3 separate regions of the Mus musculus genome follow, and all the other regions are linked to region 3. A link is a loop called in an ENCODE intact Hi-C map of the cell type or tissue named here. Cell type or tissue: left cerebral cortex. All regions are shown on one strand. Links, peaks and the distances in the headings refer to the core of each region. The heading gives the core; the rest is flanking DNA. Region 1 holds the start of Gm26618 (a long non-coding RNA gene). Region 2 overlaps Gm26618 (a long non-coding RNA gene). Region 3 holds the start of Nudt10 (nudix (nucleoside diphosphate linked moiety X)-type motif 10).

Evidence for each region. A loop is a pair of places that touch in the nucleus more often than their neighbours do. Peaks named below come from ENCODE experiments on the same cell type or tissue, not always from the same donor. Only the 100,000 strongest peaks of a DNase experiment are listed, where the experiment ranks them.
Region 1: it touches region 3 in a loop (2.5-fold over the local background); 2 of 42 quality-filtered maps call a loop at or near these places.
Region 2: a loop joins it to region 3, with 5 times the contacts of the local background. A loop is called at or near these places in 4 of 42 quality-filtered maps.

What each region holds. Positions count from the first base shown.
Region 1 is chrX:6,089,188-6,096,011 of GRCm38, forward strand. Gm26618 (a long non-coding RNA gene) reads right to left here and starts at 3,369. Exons shown (of 4, transcript XR_001782831.2): 1 at 2,818-3,369. In left cerebral cortex, for the core only: a CTCF peak has its summit at 3,176; DNase peaks (open chromatin) are centred at 2,619, 3,012 and 3,639; H3K4me3 peaks cover 1,297 bases; H3K27ac peaks cover 719 bases.
Region 2 is chrX:6,041,354-6,048,177 of GRCm38, forward strand. All of the region lies in intron 1 of Gm26618 (a long non-coding RNA gene), which reads right to left. Nudt11 (nudix (nucleoside diphosphate linked moiety X)-type motif 11) reads left to right here and starts at 6,154. Exons shown (of 2, transcript NM_021431.2): 1 at 6,154-6,824. The coding sequence starts at 6,558. In left cerebral cortex, for the core only: no CTCF peak of the experiment used is centred there; a DNase peak (open chromatin) is centred at 2,871.
Region 3 is chrX:6,166,913-6,173,736 of GRCm38, forward strand. Nudt10 (nudix (nucleoside diphosphate linked moiety X)-type motif 10) reads right to left here and starts at 6,079. Exons shown (of 2, transcript NM_001031664.1): 1 at 5,430-6,079; 2 at 1,784-2,884. The coding sequence starts at 5,923. The coding sequence ends at 2,884. In left cerebral cortex, for the core only: no CTCF peak of the experiment used is centred there; DNase peaks (open chromatin) are centred at 3,522, 3,803, 5,004, 5,402 and 1 more place; H3K4me3 peaks cover 1,564 bases.

The sequences.
Region 1 (6,824 bases), core at 658-5,657, 78 kb before region 3:
ATTATACATTCCCCTATTTTATTTTTTTCATTCCCCTATTTTAATGTTATCCTTAAATGAACGCAAAAAGGTACCAGAAAAATAAACTATGAAAGACAAGAAGAATTGACAAAAATATACTTAAGACTTGGAACCTAATACTAGGCACATCTAAAATCAAAGATGCTTTGAAAAGCAAACATTTCATGAATCATTTCTACATAAACCTTGACCTCAATTGACATGAATCTATAAAAATGATATTTATGTTTCATTGCAGAATTACTGTTTTGTTAGATTCAGAAGTATCATTTCTGACTTTGTTGTGGATCTTACATAATTAACACAGAATAAAGTATTTGAAACATTTGCTCCTGAGAATTTCAGACACAAAATTGTGTATTATGGTGGTAGAAGACAGACCAAGAATACGAGAACTACTAATTCAGAAAATTTAACAATCTGGTTAAACCATTAAATATTAATCATATGCTCCCCTTCAAATTATAGCTACAATGAATAAATTAATTTATTTCCTAATATTATACTATGTTCACATGACTAGAAAAAGACTAGGATATGGCAGAGTTATACCTACTGTTGAATTTCACTCAGTTTTACAAAACAGAAAACCCATGTTAATAAATCAGATTAATCCATGGAGATCTCTCTCTCTCTCTCTCTCTCTCTCTCTCTCTCTCTCTCTCTGTGTGTGTGTGTGTGTGTGTGTGTGTGTGCACAAGTGTGTGTACGAACTGAAAAGATTGTTTGTTTAGACTAATTATTATATAAATTTGGAAATTTAAATTTCCACTTCTAATTTCCAAATCATTATTTTACTCATGGATGATTCTCCTAAAAGATGTGGATGATTGTATTCAATTCTCCTTCAATTATCACCAGTAGTTTAGATTTCTAATCTTAGTGAAACAGTAACACCATTTTCTGATAAAGATGTGGCTACCTAAAAACATGCAGTGGGAGACAAGTAGAGAGTGCATAATTTAGAGCTCAACAGATGGGCTTAGAAGACTCTTAATTCTAACTCTTATTTAACATCTGACTTTCAACAAGTAACAGTCTTTTCAGCCCTGTTTCCGCCCCCCCCCCCTTGGGAAAAGTAGTGCAGTTCATTTCTTTGCATTGTTTTCTCCAAATTTAGCAAGACATAATTTCCACATTACTAAGTCAATTAACGTGCAAATATGACAAGATTAGAGTAAAGCTCAACTTCCAAATACTGATTAACATCAGCAAATGAAAGGTGTTAACTGCATATATTGAAACATGTATTTAATTGTTTAAAGAGTACCCTGAGTTGTGGAAAGCAATGGTACCCTGCGCTAAGTCACTCCCAATTATATTGAACAATAACTTCCAAGCTGTACCTTGCCCTGGGGCATTTTACTTTATAACACAATAGTTTCCTCAACTTTGAGTTCAAATGTCAAAGCAGGATGACTCTTTTTCTCCTTTATGCAAGTAAACAATATTTACAAATTATAAGGTACAGTCTGATAAATAACTTATTTGCACACAAGTAAGCTACAACCACCTGTGAACTTATTAAATCAAATCATGGAAACATGGACAGACAGGTATCGCAAAACCATATGAACAACACCAGGCTACAGGCCTTATCAAACACACATGACCGACAAATAATGTAAGTCATCCACCTTGTCTATAGAAGAAGGAAAAACCCCAAGGCAAGATTATGGCACATACACTGACCTATCACTTGGTCACTGGTCGTGGGTTCCAGCCAGGAAAACTGCCATAGCAAAGGACCAAGCCTCTAGCTGAAGCTCAATTTCTCCTGAAATTGACATACAACCCATTTCTAACTGGCATTCAAACAGGCCTGCCACTGGAATCTGACAATTCCGTGCCTACAACAATACACTATCATGTCATTTGTTCCGAAAATTTTGTACCTAGCACCTAAAGACACTTTTCCATACCTTTTATTAATAAAGCTCACTGTGTATACCTTCAATATTGCCTCCTTTGGACTCTGTAAGCCCTTTAACCTTTTCTTAACCATCCTGTTAACACATATACACACATTTATATATGTAGATATACATATACATGCACAATTTCATTGTGTGAATTGTATCATGTGATCTGAGAATATGCCCACAACTATAGATTGAAATCATAAGTACTTAGTAAACCAAACCCAATGAAGTTGACATAGTTGTAAATTTAATTGTTATCCATCAAACTTTGACTTTATGGAAAGGAAAGATTTCACTCTATGTTTCTGACATAACCTGCCCATGATATTATTATTTGTACATATTTTCTGTGTGAAACTTTTGCAGATTATTTCTACTGAAATCGCAATACTTTTCTTTTTCAAAATTACTTACATGATTTTAAAAACTAAAGAGGAACAAGTGTTTAAATAAAAATCATTTGCTTCTAAATTTACAACCTTCTCACAATCTCTGCAACTCCTTTAAACTCCTCACACCCTGCTTCTCAGCTCTTTATTGTGCATTTTTAAACCACAGACTTATACTGACTGTACCATACTGCAAAAATGGCCACTTCTGATTTCAGCTCCTTCGAGTAAAGAAGTTGAAAATCTACGCACGCGCACGCAAGCACACAAGCGCTGCCTTCTTAGGAGACGACGGACAAACGTGACAAACGGCTTTTTTAAAACAAAAACAAACAAACAAACAAAAAAACGCATCAAAGAACTGAGTTTGCAAGGGTAAACCACTTCAAAAGACAAAACACTGACCATACAAATACTGAATGTGCGGAATCGCAAGACAAAAGTGGATGAGCGGGAGAGTGAGGCCACTTGTCTGTGGACTTTACCTTCAGGAAAATGTCTTGTGGTCCAGGCAGCGCAGAGCAGTAAAGGGAATCAGACCAAGTGCACCTGCTGCGGAAGCTAGCTTGTGAGCAGTGATGCTCCCCTCGCCAAGTGGAGCAAGGAGGGCGGAGGCTGCGAAGTGCAGGCGCAGGCGCTGCCCCTTTCTGCAGAATCCGCAGCTATAATCCTGCACTGGGGAGGCTGCAGGGGCACAGCCCCCAACTCTGCGCCGAGCCTCAGTCGCAGCGCCACTCTACAACCCTGGACACGGAGCTTTCCGCAGGAGCTTGGCTTAGGAGCCTTTAGGGCCTAGGCCCGGCGCTGCCCGAGCGCCTCCCAGCGCTTGCGCTGCGTGCACGGGCTAGGTCATTGGTAAAGGCAGGCGGCGCAAGGAGCTGTGCATCCGCGCCCCTGATCTTTTTTTTTTTTTTTTTTCCCCCTCTGCAAAGGGGCTTTGCCTCAGCAGCTTCCAAAAGACTCCAGATCTCACCATGGACCCCAGGCTGCTGTGCTCTTGTGGGGCCAGATTCAAGGTAGCTGGGGGTAGGGGGCGGGGAGAAAGCTGCGATTCTCCCTTGGCTGTGCCGTTTGGTTTTGGTTGTGGTTGTGGCTGTGTTCTTTATTCTGCCTCACTCTGTCCCCACCCCCACCCGCAACCCCTCTGGCCATAAAAGCCAAAGTTAAGAGTCTTGACCCTGTTGAGAGGACAAAGAATGGGAAGCTCAAGTCTTAACAACTTACTAGCTTACTTCTTTGCTTCTTGGAAGTGCAAAGACCAGTCACTTGTTGCAAAAGAGGCCAAGGTGTTTTTCTTACTGTTAAAGTGACAGTGGCTAGTGCAACGACGTGTATCTGCAGTGTATCTGAAGCCACCACCACCACCCCCCTTTTCCTAAATTTCCGTCCTGATAAGCTTTTGTGTTGGTATCAAAAACCTGTGCCTTTAGTTCTGAATAATTGTATATGTATATGATTATATATAAATGAATATGGAAAAGGAGAAAAATACTATTCTATTTCAATATAGCAGAGAATAAATACGAAAATATATTTGAAATATTTAATACAAAAGGAACTGGATTTATTTCATGTATTCTGAAATACTTTCACTAAGGTTTGGTAATCTTAAAACATTTCATTTGGATTTACTTTTAGTTTTCTTATATGCTAAAATTTAGGAAATGTTCTGGATGCTGGGTGAAGAAAAGCTAACTTAAGTAGAATCTTTTCCTCAAGTGTTTCCCCTCAGTTAAGGTGAAGAATTTAAATTTAATTAGTCTAGTGCAAATGCAAAGTAGATGCACCTCCCACACCTCCAAAAGCCTTCAGGCTAAGACAGAGCAGGTATAGACTGCAAAACAAATCAAAGAAAAAACAAAGCAGAAGAAAGACCCTAGAGAACTGATTCCTTGTTAGTGTGGGGACTTCTTTGTAACCAAGAATTTCAGTTTTGAGGTTTACATTCTTAATTCTGTCATTTCGACATTTAATGATAACAAGTTGGTTTTTCTTCTTCCAAACATATTTTAGAATGTATTAATTATATAAAATGTGACTTTTATTGTGAGATTTATGTGTAATATAACATATTTTAATGATATTCATTCCCTGTAATCCTCTCATATTTTCTGCCTTCCCACATTGGCTGACTTCTTTCCAAATAAACCCCGTTCTACTGTCACGCCTTTTCTTTTTAATATAGGTTCTGTAATTGGGAGAAACTATTTCTGAGTGTGGCTTATACCACTGAATATGATTATCTAAAATTCCATCCATTTTCCTGCAAAGATATGAATTCATTTTCTGTATGGCTAAATAGTAATGCACTATAAGTCATATTTTGTCCATTCATTCATCGGTGACCACATAGACTGGTTCCATAACTTGACCCATATGAATAATTGTATAGAAAACATGGATAGGCAGATGTTTCTATTGTAAGATAGCTGGTTCACATAGTTTTATGCATATACATATTAATAACTATATTTTATTTGTATAGAGTTCATCTGTCCATTTTCCCATTGTGTCATTCATTTCTTTAGGGATATTTGTTAATTTGTTTTTATAGTTTTTAATATATTCCAGATATTAATCCATTCTCCGTTGAACAGCTGACAAAAATTTTCTCCCATTCTATAAAATACCTTTTCATTCTGTTATTTCCTTATCTGTGAAAAGGTATTTTTAAACAAGTGTACTTATTTATTTTTACACAAGGCATTAAATATTGAGTATTTTTTATATTCACATTTGTTTAATTTTAATTAGAATCTAATTACATCACTTCTTCCATTCTTTTACTCTCTGCAAGGTCTTCCATGTTCCCCTCCCTCCAACATCTCCTATGCTCCCCGCCCTCTCAAATTCATTTCCTCTTTTTCTTGTTTTACATACATGCATACTTACATAAATACACACATACATACAACCTGCTAATTCTATGTGGTGTTGCTTCTGATATCATTTTAGTACTTTGTGCTGGATAACCAATTAGGGAGCTCACCCCTGTGAGAAACTAATTCTCATTCTCTTAGCAATCATTATTTGCGTGTAGATTTTGTCTAGGAGTAGGACCCCTTGAAATTTCACCCTTCCTTGTCAGCATGTGTATTGGTATTGTCATCATTCAGGCAGCCATCTGTTCAGCTAGCAAGGTATAGCTTTGCTTTCATTTCTACACAACTCAGTCTCACAGAAGGGTTTTGGTTTTTGGTTTTTGGTTTTTGGTTTTTGGTCTCTGGCTCTTAGAATATTTTCATTTCCCTTTCTGCTATGTTACTATGTGGGCCTTAGGTACAAATGTTGTGTTGTGTTGTAGATGTATCTGGGGGAGGGGCAGGCTTCCTCTGCTCTCCCAAACTGGTCTCTACAGTATGAATAGTTGTGGTTTTCTGTAATGGTTTTCTTTTTGCTGCAAAAAGAAGTTTTGATGTGAAGGTGAGAATTACACTATTGGTTGGTATAAAGATAAGTTTCTGAATGAAGTTAGGAATTATGTTTGTCTAGTAAAATAGTGGGAGTAGTTTGATTTTGTGTGTGTGTGTGTGTGTGTTAAATATGATCCATGACTTCACAGCTTTGAGTAGTTGGCTAGGTTTATAGTACTAGGCATGATTTTCCTCCTGTGAAATGTATCTTAACACTAATCATACCAATATTGCACCTTTAGAGATGTCTTGCTCTGTTGGTCATTGTTGTGGTTCATGGACATCACAAATGGATGGGGCTACTGACTGCTTCCTTTTCTTGGCATCTTGCATAGTATCTTCTAGTACTATGATAGTTATGCCACAAAAAGAGAGCTTTCAAGTTAGATCCAACTCTATTCGTCTGAGTTTTAGGTCCAAAGTTTGAGCTCTTTGGCAGTAGAGACTCACCTTCAACCTTTGGGAAGCAACCAAGGGCAAAAACAATAACCTATAAAAGTTTGGGGAGTCTCTTGAACTACTTTGATCAACAACTCCAATGGACATTTCTCATTCCAGGAATGTGTGGAAGCTTTTTAATTTGATGTATAAATGAAATGTCTTAATTAATTAATTAATTAATTAAATGGTGTATTTATTAATTAATTAATTTTTGGTATTTTCCTGAGCCATTAGAAAACTGGTCATAAAGTCTTTGCCAATTCCAATCTTTTGAAGGATTTCCAATGTTTTCCAACATTAGTTTCAAAGTTATTGGCCTTACATTAAGAGTTTTCATGTATATTAAGTTGACTTTTGTTTAGGCTGAAGGTCAGGGACTTAGTTTCTTCTAAATGTGCATATCAAGTTTTTCAAGCAATATGAATTAAATAGACTATCCTTTGGCACATTGGAAAATCTTCCACCTTCTAGCATCATATTCAATTTCTTTGTACTTTGTTTTAAACTCTTCTTTATATAGGTCTCTCACATCCTGGATTAGATTTATTCATGGAGATTTTTAAATAGATATTTTATTTTCAATAGTTTAAACAAAAGTTCAGTAATAACATAATAAACATTACTTCAGTCAGCTAACT
Region 2 (6,824 bases), core at 608-5,607, 130 kb before region 3:
TCAGCTAAGATACATCATGCAGCTGAGGAGCCTTGGGAAAAAAGGCTTAGGACCAAACTTAGAATGTATACTATGAGTCTTGCATTGTGACTTTCAGCATAATAAAACATACCTTTTGGTAAACTATCTATGCTGATATAGCTTCTTGCTCAAGATGTATAGAGCAAGTATTTCATCTCTTTAACTGTTCGGGGGATTGTCCTCTTTCTGTAAGACAGTGGGAATCAGTGTAGACTTTGGTAGCCTTTGAACGATGGTGTTTGTGATAATGTTTAATTCAAGGGGATTCTGAGAAGCTAAGGACTGGAATTCCTGAGTGAGCTGAGGAGCCAAGCAGCCAGAACAAGGGAAGGCACAGAGACAGGAGCTGGGGGGAAGCTCAAGGAGACTTCCTGAGCTGGGCAGTCCATTCTATGAACCCTAGAATTTGATCTCATGTGCCTATGTAACAACTACTAGATACTGAAAAGCTGCATAGCTGTGAATCTTAATGTTATCCTTGCCCATATGCAATGGATGCTCTCTGCTTCAAAGGGATTTTTAAAAGATTGTACAGAAGAAGATAAATGCAATGCCTATTGCAGCATGGATGATGAGTACTGTGTCTAAAGATTAGTCTCAGGTTCATGATGTTTGTTGGTAAAATGTGGCTTTTCGCTCAGTTTGTTTAATACTAGAAATTGTTTCCAGTCTACAAAATATCACATCATTCATAAAGGCACAGAAGAGTCTCTGAATATAGACTGTAATACAATGGGAATCCACATAAGGAATGCTGGGGTCTTAAGTCTTCCAGTCATTGCATCCCTGGGGGAGCATTTGCTGAATTACCTACTGGCGATCCACTATAAATCCACTGCCATCCCTGAGGGAAAGTGAGAGTAGAATATGGATGTTTGGTGAAAGGCAAACAATCCTATCTTCCCTAGTGACAAATAACACACACACACACACACACACACACACACACACACACACACACACACGAGCAGGAAGAGAACTTCACCAGGGTTAAACAACCTTAATTTAGGCAATTTACAGACTCAAGAAGAAAGATCACAATGATCCTTTGGGATCCATGGAACTTTGTTGCCAATGTTTCTTTCCGTGGATGTCTTTCCTTCCAGTCCTTGGTAGACACTAGGTTTCAGGGACCTTGTTGGCTCAGAGGTAGAAAGAAGCCATTGCTCTTCTGTTCAGGAATTTTCCCCCTGTGCCCATATCTTCGAGGCTTTCCCCTACTTTATCCTCTATAAGTAACAGTGTCTCTGGTTTTATGTGGAGTTCCTTGATCCATGTAGACTTGACCTTAGTACAAGGAGATAAGAATGGATTAATTCACATTCTTCTACATGATAACCACCAGTTGTGCCAGCACCATTTGTTGAAAACGCTGTCTTTTTTCCACTGGATGGTTTTAGCACTCTTGTCAAAGATCAAGTGACCATAGGTGTGTGGGTTCATTTCTGGGTCTTCAATTCTATTCCACTGGTCTACTTGTCTGTACCTATACCAGTACCATGCAGTTTTTATCACAATTGAAGAGCCTAATCCTTGAAATACTTGAGGCCCTAGGGAGAGGGGAGGTTTTGTGGAGTTGGGAGGACATCCTCTTGGAGATGGGGGAGGAGGAATGGGATTAGGAACTGTCAGAAGGTTGACTGGGAGGGGCATAACACCTAGACTGTAAAAAGAGATTAAAGAATAATAATGAGAGAGAGAGAGAGAGAGAGAGAGAGAGAGAGAGAGAGAGAGAGAATGAGAATGAATGAATATAGATGTTTAGCCCCGATTGGCCTTGAACTCATGATTTTCCTGCCTCTGCCTCCTTTGGTAAATCCTGGTGGTTGGCACACTATATCCTTCTGGTAGAAGAATGGAAATTGATCTATATATACACCACCTTGTACAAAGATCAAGTCCAAGTAGATCAAAGACCTCAACATGAAACCAGATATACTGAACCAGACAAAAGAGTAATTAGGGGATAAGCTTGAATGCATTGGCACAGTAGAAAATTTTCTAAACAGAGCACCAATGGCTCAGGCTCTAAGATCAATGATTGATAAATGGGACCTCATGAAACTGAAAAACTTCTGTAAGGTAAAGGACACTGTCAATAGGTCGAAATTGCAACCTACAGATTGGGAAAAGATCTTTACTAACCTTATATCTAGTGGGGGGGGGGCTAATATCCAAAATAAGTAAAGAACTCAAGAATTTAGACTTCATAAGACCAAATAACCTAATTGAAAAATGGGAAAATGGGGTACAGAGGAAAACAGAATTCTTTTTCTTATTAAATTTGGCAATAATACATATATATATATGATATTTTCTTTATTTATATTTCAAATGTTATCCTCTTTCATCGTTTCCCCTAAAAACCCCCCTATCCCATCCCCAATCCCCTGCTCACCAACCTACCCTCTCCTGCTTCCCTGTCCTGGCATTTCCCTACACTGGGGCATCAAGCCTTCTCAGGACCAAGTGCCTCTCCTCCCATTGATGCCTGACTAGTCCATTCTCTGCTACATATGCATCTGCAGCCATGGGCCCCTCCATGTGTATTCTTTGTTGGTGGTTTAGTCCGTGGTAGCTCCGGGGGTACTGGCTGGTTCATATTGTTTTTCTTCCTATGGGGCTACACATCCCTTCAGCTCCTTCAGTCCTTTCTCTAACTCCTCCAATGAGGACCCTGTGCTCAGTCAAATGGATGGCTGTGAGCATCCACTTCTGTATTTGTTAGGCACTGGCAGAGCCTCTCAGGAGACAGCTATATCAGGCTCCTGTCAGCAAGCACTTCTTGGCATCCACACTAGTGTCTGAGTTTGGTAACTATATGTGGGATGGATTCCCTAGGTGGGGCAATCTCTGGATGGCCTTTCCTTCAGTCAAAACAAAGAGTTCTTAACAAGCAAATTCAGACGGCCAAGAAGCGCTTAAAGAAATGTTCAACATCCTTAGTAATGAGGGAAATGCAAATCAAAACGATCTGAGATTCTACCTCACACCAGTCAGAATTGCTAAGAGTATGTGGAGAAAAAGGAACACTCCTCCATTGCCAGTGGATTGCAAACTGGTACTACCAACCACTCTGAAATCAATCTGTTCTTGACTAAGAAAATTGGAAATAATTCTACCTGAAGACCCAGCTATACCACTCCTGGGCATATACCCAAAGATGCTCTATCATACCACAAAGAAGCCTGCTCTACTATCTTCATAGCAGCCTTATTCATAATAGTCAGATGCTGGAAACAATCCAGATGCCGCTCAACCAAAGAATGGATATAGACATTGTGGTTCATTTACACAATGGAATACTATTCACCTATTAAAAAGGAGGATATCATGAAATTTGCAAGCAAATGAATGGAACTGGAAAATATCATCCTGAATGAGGTAACCCAAATCTAAAAGGACATGCATGGTATTCAGTCACTGGTAAGTGGATATCAGCCAAAATGTACAGAATACCCATGATTCAGCCCACTGTCTGTATGAAGTTTAACAGTAAGGAAGGTCCAAGTGAGGGTGCTTCAATCCCATTTAGAAGGGGGAACAAATTAACCACAGGTGGCAGAGGGAAGGAGGTAGCTGGGAGGGAGGGAGAGGGGAAAGGGGGTCAGGATCAGGTGAGTGGTGGGGGTTGGTGGGGGGGGGAAAGAGAGAAGCCCAGAGGGCCAGGAGAAGTACTGGAAATATCAGCTGCTGGGGTGGGAGGTGGCGGGACTCTCTAGAAAGTCCCAGAGACCTGGGATGTAAAATGGTCCCATGACGACTCAACGGGGTGATCTTAGTTGAAATGCCCAACAGTGGGGCAATGGAACCTGAAGAGTCCACTTCCAGTATGTCCTCAGGACCCGGTGGAGGAATGGGGTCACCAGCCCACCTTCAAATTTTTTGACCCAAAATTGTTCCTGACTAAAACAAATGCATGGACAAAAATGGAGCAGAGACTGGAGGAAAGGATGTTCAGTGACCAGCCCAACTTGTGTTTCATCCCATGGGCGGTCACCAAATTCCTCCACTATTACTGATGCTATGTTTGGCACTATAATGCTTGCACACAGGAGCCTAGCATGGCTCTCCTCTAAGAGGCTCTAGCAGGAGCTGACTGAGACAGATGCAGATACTTATACCCAACCATTGGACCAAGTTGTTGACCCCTATGGACGAGTTAGAGAAAGGATTGAAGGAGCTGAAAGGGATGGCAACCCCATAGGAAGAACAACAGTGTCAACTAACCTGGACCCCTGGGAGCTCCCAGAGCCTAAGTCACCAACGAAAGAGCACACACAGCCTGGTCCACGGCCCCAGCACATATCTAGGAGAGGACTACCTTGTCTTAGCTCAGTGGGAGAGGATGAGCCTGATCCTGTAGAGACTTGATGCCCCAGGGAAGGAGGGTGGGGGGCGGGGGGAGGTGTGGTGCGTGGGTGAGTATTTTCTCAGAGGCAAAGGGGTGGGGGAAGGGGGTGAAGAATTCTTTGGAGGGGGCACTAGGAAGGGGGGCAACATTTGGAATGTAAAAAAACAATTTAAAAAACTACAAAAGAGACTATACTGCACAGGAGTACATGAAAATGGAAATTATCTTTCCATGACATCAGTAATCCTTACCAAAGTGAACTCTTTCCCCCACGAAGACAGCTGTGAATATCATCAAGCTAAACCACAGCAGACTGCATCTCTGCAAAAACAGCCAAAATTACTGTACCCAGGGCAAGGTGGTTTCAAGTTAGCGCAGGCTTGCCAAAGAGGTGCTGGGGGAGACTTTTGGGCCCTCAGAGTTTTACAAGGAGAGAAAGCTCAGAGAAAAGAACTTGCTGTGGTGAAAATTTTGTGTTTACTTTAGACCCTGGCATCCTGCTTCCCAGCAAGAGGTCATGTGGGCAAAGTACAAGGACCTTTGCAATCCCCAGATGCAAAGCGCTGGGCCAGGGCAATGGCTCACTGCTTAAAGTGTTTGAGGCTCAAGCATCAGCTCTGAGTCTGATGCCCACCACTGGCTTAAAAGCCAGGCTGCAATCCCAGCGCTAGAGAGACTAGAAAACACACTACGAATTCCTGGTGCTTTCTGGTCTAGTACAGACACATCTTAGAAAACCTGTCTCTGAAGTCATACTGGTGGGAGAGTAATGGAAGCAGTGGAGGGAGATACCTTTGCCCACCTTGGACCTACACCTATTCAGAGGTCAATGTCCACACACACATGTACACAAATAGGTGCACACACACTTGCAAGAATCACCTGTTCAGAGGTACACACACACACATACACACCGACACACACACCGACACACACACCGACACACACACACACACACACACACACACACACACACACACACACACGTTTATTTTCAAGAATCACCCAAATCCTAAATCCCTAGCTGCTCATTTGTGTGGAGGCCAGAAAGGGGCACAGGGTGTGAGGATGGAGGCTCTTGACATGGGATCCAAGACTTCAGTGGGTGCTGCCCCAGAAACAGCTTGCAATGAGGTTGAAAGGAGGGTCTTAACAAGAAGTCCGGGGTTCACTGACTGGAAACTGTGCAAACCGAGAAGAGGGGTTATGTGCAAGTGTTTAAGGCAAGGGCTGAACCAACATGGTGGACAAGCTGCAGAAGGGAACCTGTTGAAGAAGGCGAGCTGCATGTGACTCAGCAAAGATTCTTCTGGCAAGACTCTCATTGGTCATTCTGGGGACACCAGGCCTTCTGCCTATAAATAAGGCAGTGCAGTTCATGATGGGAGCTGAGTGTGAGGCCCGGGCCTCGACCCCTCTGCTTAGGCGACTCTCAGGGAGGACCTGGCCCCCTCTGCCTCCAGGTCTGGCTGAGACCCACACGTGGTGAGGACCCTGTGCAGCCAAGTCACAGTTGTGTGCACCTCCCCAGAGCACTGGCAGCAAGCAGCTTCCCAGTGCCAGCGGTGCGGGGCGCCTGCGCAGTGGGCCGGCGGCGTCGCGCTTTGCGGGAGTCGGGAGACCCCCGCCTCCGCGCCTCCGCCCCTCGCCCTCCGCCGCGCGCGCGCACGCGGGCCCGGCCACGCGCGCGCACGCGCCTCACCTCGCTCAACCCCTGGCGCAGCAGCGGCGGCGGCGGCGGCGGCGGCGGCAGAGCGGGCGAGCGCGCGCGAGATCGCGGCGATCCGGAGGGCGGGGACCGCGCACGGTCCACTCCGGGGCTGTGCGGAGGCGCGGGCTCTGGGCTCCCGGCTCCGGGCGGCGGAAGCGGCGCCTCCAATCAGGCGGCGGGCTCGCGACCCTCGGCGCGCCCGGCCGGTGCCGCCCGCCCCGCGGACTGACTGACGCGCCGGCTCGCCCCCGCCCCCGCGCCCGCCCGCCCGCCCGCCCCCGCCTCGTCTCCGCTGGCTCGGCACAGACTGCGCTCCGCTCCACTCCGCTCTCCTCTCCTCTCCTCCAGCCTCGCCGGGCCCTCTCCCTGCCAGCCTTTGCTCCTCGGCTGCGCGGCGGCAGCGGCCCGCTCGCTAGGCAGCTGCAAGCGACCTCAGAGGCGGCGGCGGCGGCGGCGGCGGCGTCGGGGAGGATGAAGTGCAAGCCGAACCAGACGCGGACCTACGACCCCGAGGGCTTCAAGAAGCGCGCCGCGTGCCTGTGCTTCCGCAGCGAGCGCGAGGACGAGGTGCTGCTGGTGAGCAGCAGCCGCTACCCCGACCGCTGGATCGTGCCGGGAGGGGGCATGGAGCCCGAGGAGGAGCCGGACGGCGCGGCGGTGCGCGAGGTGTACGAGGAGGCGGGAGTCAAGGGGAAGTTGGGCCGCTTGCTGGGCGTCTTCGAGCAGAACCAGGACCGC
Region 3 (6,824 bases), core at 1,082-6,081:
ATATAACTAGCATCTTTGTGCCTATTCAGCAGTTGTTATGCTGACTAAAAACCAAGGGTATTTAATAAATACCACATCCTTCAATCATATGAAGAATCGTGGAGTTATCTTACACAGCTGTGTGGGGCTAATTTTGTGCCTAATGAAAAATCACATAATACATGTTGTGAAGCTAAGAAGTTAGAAAAATGTATTAGAGAATGGAAAACTCTAAGAAAATAAAATCATGATTTTTAAAGCATTCTCTTGAGTAAAGAGAAATACACTCACAGATCATAGTGTCTTACAAGGTCTCAGCTTTCTTAATTCCTAGAAATCAAATCCCTGATAAAGTTACAGTGTTGTTTTGGACTGTTTGGGGATTTATTTCTTTGGCAAATACTAGTTGAGAAAATCATTGATATAATACATATATACATACATATATATATATATATACATATATATACACACACATATATAAAGTTTATATAAATAAAATTATATAAATTTATTAAATAAATTATATAACAGGCACCACGAGTACCACATTCCAGACTTTTGGAATAAGGGAGAACCCAGTTTGAGTCTCAGAGTCAGGAGACCTTACAGTTCAGTTGATTAAGGCTAATAAAAGTGGGCTAAGATCTGTGACAGGACAGAACAGGGTGGGTACAGGGAATACCCCAGTATACTGCACTTGTGGCTTGCAAAAGTATGAACTAAAAATACCTGGTACATTTTACAGATGGGAAAACGGGAGACTACAGACATAACCTGACACAGACCATTACAGGTCAAGTCAGCTTTGAGCCACAGCCTATTGGGCCCCAAAGCACTATTTTTACCATTAACACCACCTCAAGTTTTCCATGGGTCTGGCTGCCTCCAAATTTTAACTCTCAAATCAATTGACCTGAACTTGGAAACAAGTTCCACAGGTAAATCACGATGCTTTCTCACTGGGTACCCTGGTTACTGAAAACATTAGCCAGCTAGCATGAGTAAGACTTTCATCTCCCCCTTTTCCAGACAGCAGCTGATTCAGGGCAACTGCTTGCTCTTGGGATCAGAAACACTTAACTACCTACAGAGGAAATCTTCATCTTTGACCGGAGGCTGCAGTGTTGCCTGAACTGCGTTTCCTGTTCCTTAACCCCCAAATGTCAGGACTGACCCTAGTCTGTTAATTAGTACCTTGGACCTGATTGTCTTCAGGTTTTTTGCAGAATCTGAACCACTACAGAACTCAAAAGATGATCTTTAGTCAGGAATCCTAACTGCTTATTTTCTTGTTTTGCCTGCCTTCAAATAAAATATTGGACAGAGTGTACAGCATACACATCTACAACTAATGAGTTGTGTTTTCTGAAGACCCTTTTAAAATAGTGTAATGCGGATTTTTATAAACTTATTCCCTGGAGACCCTGCCCTTGACTTCACGTTGCTATGAACTAGAATGCAAATGGCATCGGAATCTATTCTCAACATAGTAAAATCAACTACCATTTTTCCAATAGTTGTAAAGGAATGATTTAACTGTTCCTATTTCAGTAGGATAAAGAAAAAAAATAAAAAACAAAAAATAAAAAACGAAATAACAAACAAAAACTCCAAGCAGTGGTCTATACCAAGGGTGTAACTAGCCATTCCAGGGCATGTCACCTTTTATTTCTGTGAATTTGGCATCTTCGACCAGAAGTAGTATCCTGGAGCCAACATTTAAAAACCAAGCTATAAACTTTTTCCTCCTCATTGTTTTCCCCCAACATTACATCCTACATTAATTATAAGGACTCCAGCATTTCCAATGATTTTGATTAACTTTTTATTATGGAAAATGTCAAACATACAAAAGCAGAGATGAACATATATAATGAACATCGTTTAATTATCACTGAGCTTAGATGATCTTAAAGGCCAATCTTGTTTGAGTTATGTCCAGTGTATTTAATATCAAGACATATTTTGAAGCAAATCCCAGACATTATATCATTTCAACTGTAAATATTTGAATGCAGATAAGTATTCTTGATTCCAATATAACAATAGTATTATAATAATCAACATGAAAATATCCAGCCAATGCTCAAAGTATTCTAGTTGTCTGATAAATTCACTCATTTCTAGTTTGATCAAATCAGGATCGAGATAAGATCCATATAGGTACTGATCATTCTCTGAAGCCTTTCTCAACCCACAGGTTCAGCCTCCACCTTTTCCTTTCATCCTTGTGACTAATATACCGAAGAAACTGGATCATCTGTCCTGTGTTTTCTTGGAGTCTGAAGATTCCATGAATCTCATCTGTTTGATATATAGTAAACTGTTTCTCTGTCTCCTGCATTTTCTATAGAGGAGAAATTATGTCAAGAGGCACAGTCAAATTTAGGTCAAAATTTTGGCAAATGTAGGAGATACATAATGTCTGGGATAACACAGACATATGAACAACATTTTTGCTCCTATCTCACAGCTGCCTTGAAATACAAAAGCCACATATATGCTAGAGATATTAGAAGGGGGATGTTTCACCATTCATTATCATTACAAAATATTAAACAAATATTCAGTGACGCCTACCATATATCAAGTAATGTATGCTAGATATAAAAAGACTAAGAAAGCACGCTCTTTGCATTCACGGTCAAATCTGATGGGAAATACAAACAAAAGCACACAAAGGCCACAGGTGCCAAATAGAATTCTGTACAGATACAGTGGTAGTGCAACAACCTGAAGAGTAGCCATTGTTAATACCAGGAAAGAAGTGTCCAAAAGCATAGGATGAGCTGTGTCCTTGGGGGGGTCAAAGAGCTCACCTGTGCTTCACAATTCCATTCATCACTGGCTTCACATACTTGATTCTCTCAAAGTAAATCTCAATAACATTTATTCCATTCACCTAAAAAAAGATAATCTGATTAATAAAGGTTTTACGGGTTTGTCCATTCCTGTAGAGTCTAAACAACAAATATTTACTGAGGATTTAGTATGGTTCATCAACCCTTTATACTGGAAAAGCCTGCAGTGAATTATCCATTTGAAGTTCCACTGTAAGCACAGGTGAGAGGCTAAAGAAATAAAGTCCCCTGGGTATGTTATAAAGCTTAAAAGAGAAAATTTGGAAATTCACTGGTAGTAGACATTTCTAATGTGTAAGTCAATAACAAATATCTCTGAAGTTTAGCCCCTCTTTTGAGGCCCTGGAGTTAGGCTGGATTCAGGTTGGGTTCTAATCTTCAGGGAGTTCATATTCCACAAAAAGAACTCTGGGGAAAAAAAAATTTGGCTAGCTGTTAGTATTGTATAGGTTCTAAGCAATTTCAGCTCCCTTCCCCAGTTAACAACTGTTGAGGGAGAGATTGTTCTTTCTTATAAAGGAACCCCATTCAACAGGAAGCAAGGAAAGAAAGAAGCAACTCCGGACTCAGACAGAGCCTGTTAATACAAAAGCACTGCTGCCCGTACTGCTGTTACACTCTGCCTGTTCTTGTTCTTAGCCACTTCACGTTTTACTGATGCTTCTAAATAAAGCCTTACATCAATTCTCTCAAACAAAACCAGATCAAGGAATTATTTGTAGCTACGTTTCAAGCCCTTACTTCTTGCAGAAATGATCTGATTGACAAAACATAGGTTTCTAATACACCTTGTGCCTGCATCAAACATATCAAAATGATTTCCACTTCAGCATGGCTTCTTCAAGCTTTTTAAAGGATAAGCATAGGCACTTGTCCAGTGGGGACTGGGTGGGAGTGGAATCAGCCCTTTAAGACAACATGCTGAAAGCAAATTCCTATAATTGTGTATAAGAGTCTTAATTATCTTTCATCAGTGTTCTGGACTTGGAGGGGAAGGGGATCAATTGAAATTTCAGCTGTACATCTTCATTGCATGCAACACACAAAATCCGTAGGCACTAAGTAACCACACCAAGGAGAAAAATCCCAGCTGCTGGTCCAACTTTGGAGACTGTAAGATGTACACATGACTTGCCTTCTTTCTGAGTCAGCTGCTTGGTCTGCATTTCTTGGAATTATTCTATTTAAATGCTTTCAATCTTTACTTTTCTAGACTGAACATCAGGAAGGATATCTAACTGTCTACATAAAATTGAATTTAAAGCGTGTTCACTGGTATATTTTTGGTATGAAATATGAAAATGGAAAAGATTTGGAAGGTTGAAAATTGCACAAACAACCTATGTGGATCCCAAAGAAAATCTCAGTGATCAATTCAAATACTTTTGAATGCAACAATGTATGTTTATAGGATGCTAATGAAAGCTGCTTAAATCAACAGTCTCAATTAGAGTTCATAAGCCAAAATAGGATACTGTGTTATTATGTCTAGAATGCCATATTGTAGTTAAACTTCCAACATACGCATGGCATGCTTTAGATAAGAGGTATTTTTATATATACAATACATAAATAGATCAATAATTCATATCTCTTGGATAGGGGTAAACTCTTAAGACTGAGATTACTGAGTAGTGAAAACGATGGTCAATAATTTATTATTATTGAGGGCATGAAATTAAATGCTTGGTTTATAAAAGCAATTGTTTGGGTAAGCAGGTTTGTACTCATTTCTTTGACAGTATCACTTTCGTGACTACACCTATTTTACTTCAATGGATTTATGTAACAGAGTACCAATTGAGAAAATTGATGATATGCAATTCTAAGTTTAGTAAGTTAGTTTTTTAAAGGTAACCTATAGAATAAAATGTTTAAGTTAGTGTCAGCATCAATGTATATTTATTACAGGTTTGTAGAGCACATTTAGAATGTTGGTGGTGAGACGCCCTCCAGTCATATTCACTGTGAAGGCTGTGAATGAGAAAATAAGGAAAAAACATAAAAAGATGCTCCTCCTGCCCCCGAACGCACGCCCCTCACCAGCTGGTAGGACTCTAAAGGCCGCTCCACTAAGAAAAAAAAAAAAAAAAAAAAAAAAAAAACAGAAGCCTGACATCAAAAGCGCGCGCACACACCCACACACAAAAGCATAAGGCTGTTTATAGGGGGGAAAAAAACCATCCAAACAAAAACATCACAAAGCAGACAGGCACGCAAGCACACACAGACGCACACACGAACACACACACACTAACACGCACACCCTCCAAGAAGAGCAGAGCAAGCAGCTAAGGCACCTTTCACAAAATCCCATGCAGCTGTGGCTGACCGCAAGATTTTTACAGTGTCACCAAGAAGCGATTGGAAAAGCATCTGAAAAACGTGCAAATTGTCTGCAAACAGCGCCTGGCAACCGAGACAGTTTGCAAGCGTGATTCAGAGGTCTGCCTGCCAAGGAAACAAAAGAAGCCTCCCTCCTGCCCGTGCAGGAGGGCGCACAGGGCAGGAGAGGCGCTCCCCTGGCAAGCAGGAGGCAAGTGCGGGGAGGCGACAGGCAGGAGTCCGGGCGGGAGCGGTACATACTAGGGCTCGCTCTCTGGCGGGGACGGGGCGGCCGAGTTCCCATTAGTAGGGGAGCCGCCCAGCTTCAGTTTCTCCAGGTACTCGGCGTGCACGGGCTTATGGCACTGCAGGACCTTGATGGCATCTTCGATCTTGAACCACTCGCGCTTCCTGCCGATGCTGACCGAGTCTTCCCAATCCTCCAGCAGCTCGGTGACGGTGAGCACGAACACGTAGGTCCGGTGCTTGCGGTCCTGGTTCTGCTCGAAGACGCCCAGCAAGCGGCCCAACTTCCCCTTGACTCCCGCCTCCTCGTACACCTCGCGCACCGCCGCGCCGTCCGGCTCCTCCTCGGGCTCCATGCCCCCTCCCGGCACGATCCAGCGGTCGGGGTAGCGGCTGCTGCTCACCAGCAGCACCTCGTCCTCGCGCTCGCTGCGGAAGCACAGGCACGCGGCGCGCTTCTTGAAGCCCTCGGGGTCGTAGGTCCGCGTCTGGTTCGGCTTGCACTTCATCCTCCCCGACGCCGCCGCCGCCGCCGCCTCTGAGGTCGCTTGCAGCTGCCTAGCGAGCGGGCCACTGCCGCCGCGCAGCCGAGGAGCAAAGGCTGGCAGGGAGAGGGCCCGGCGAGGCTGGAGGAGAGGAGAGGAGAGCGGAGTGGAGCGGAGCGCAGTCTGTGCCGAGCCAGCGGAGACGAGGCGGGGGCGGGCGGGCGGGCGGGCGCGGGGGCGGGGGCGAGCCGGCGCGTCAGTCAGTCCGCGGGGCGGGCGGCACCGGCCGGGCGCGCCGAGGGTCGCGAGCCCGCCGCCTGATTGGAGGCGCCGCTTCCGCCGCCCGGAGCCGGGAGCCCAGAGCCCGCGCCTCCGCACAGCCCCGGAGTGGACCGTGCGCGGTCCCCGCCCTCCGGATCGCCGCGATCTCGCGCGCGCTCGCCCGCTCTGCCGCCGCCGCCGCCGCCGCCGCCGCTGCTGCGCCAGGGGTTGAGCGAGGTGAGGCGCGTGCGCGCGCGTGGCCGGGCCCGCGTGCGCGCGCGCGGCGGAGGGCGAGGGGCGGAGGCGCGGAGGCGGGGGTCTCCCGACTCCCGCAAAGCGCGACGCCGCCGGCCCACTGCGCAGGCGCCCCGCACCGCTGGCACTGGGAAGCTGCTTGCTGCCAGTGCTCTGGGGAGGTGCACACAACTGTGACTTGGCTGCACAGGGTCCTCACCACGTGTGGGTCTCAGCCAGACCTGGAGGCAGAGGGGGCCAGGTCCTCCCTGAGAGTCGCCTAAGCAGAGGGGTCGAGGCCCGGGCCTCACACTCAGCTCCCATCATGAACTGCACTGCCTTATTTATAGGCAGAAGGCCTGGTGTCCCCAGAATGACCAATGAGAGTCTTGCCAGAAGAATCTTTGCTGAGTCACATGCAGCTCGCCTT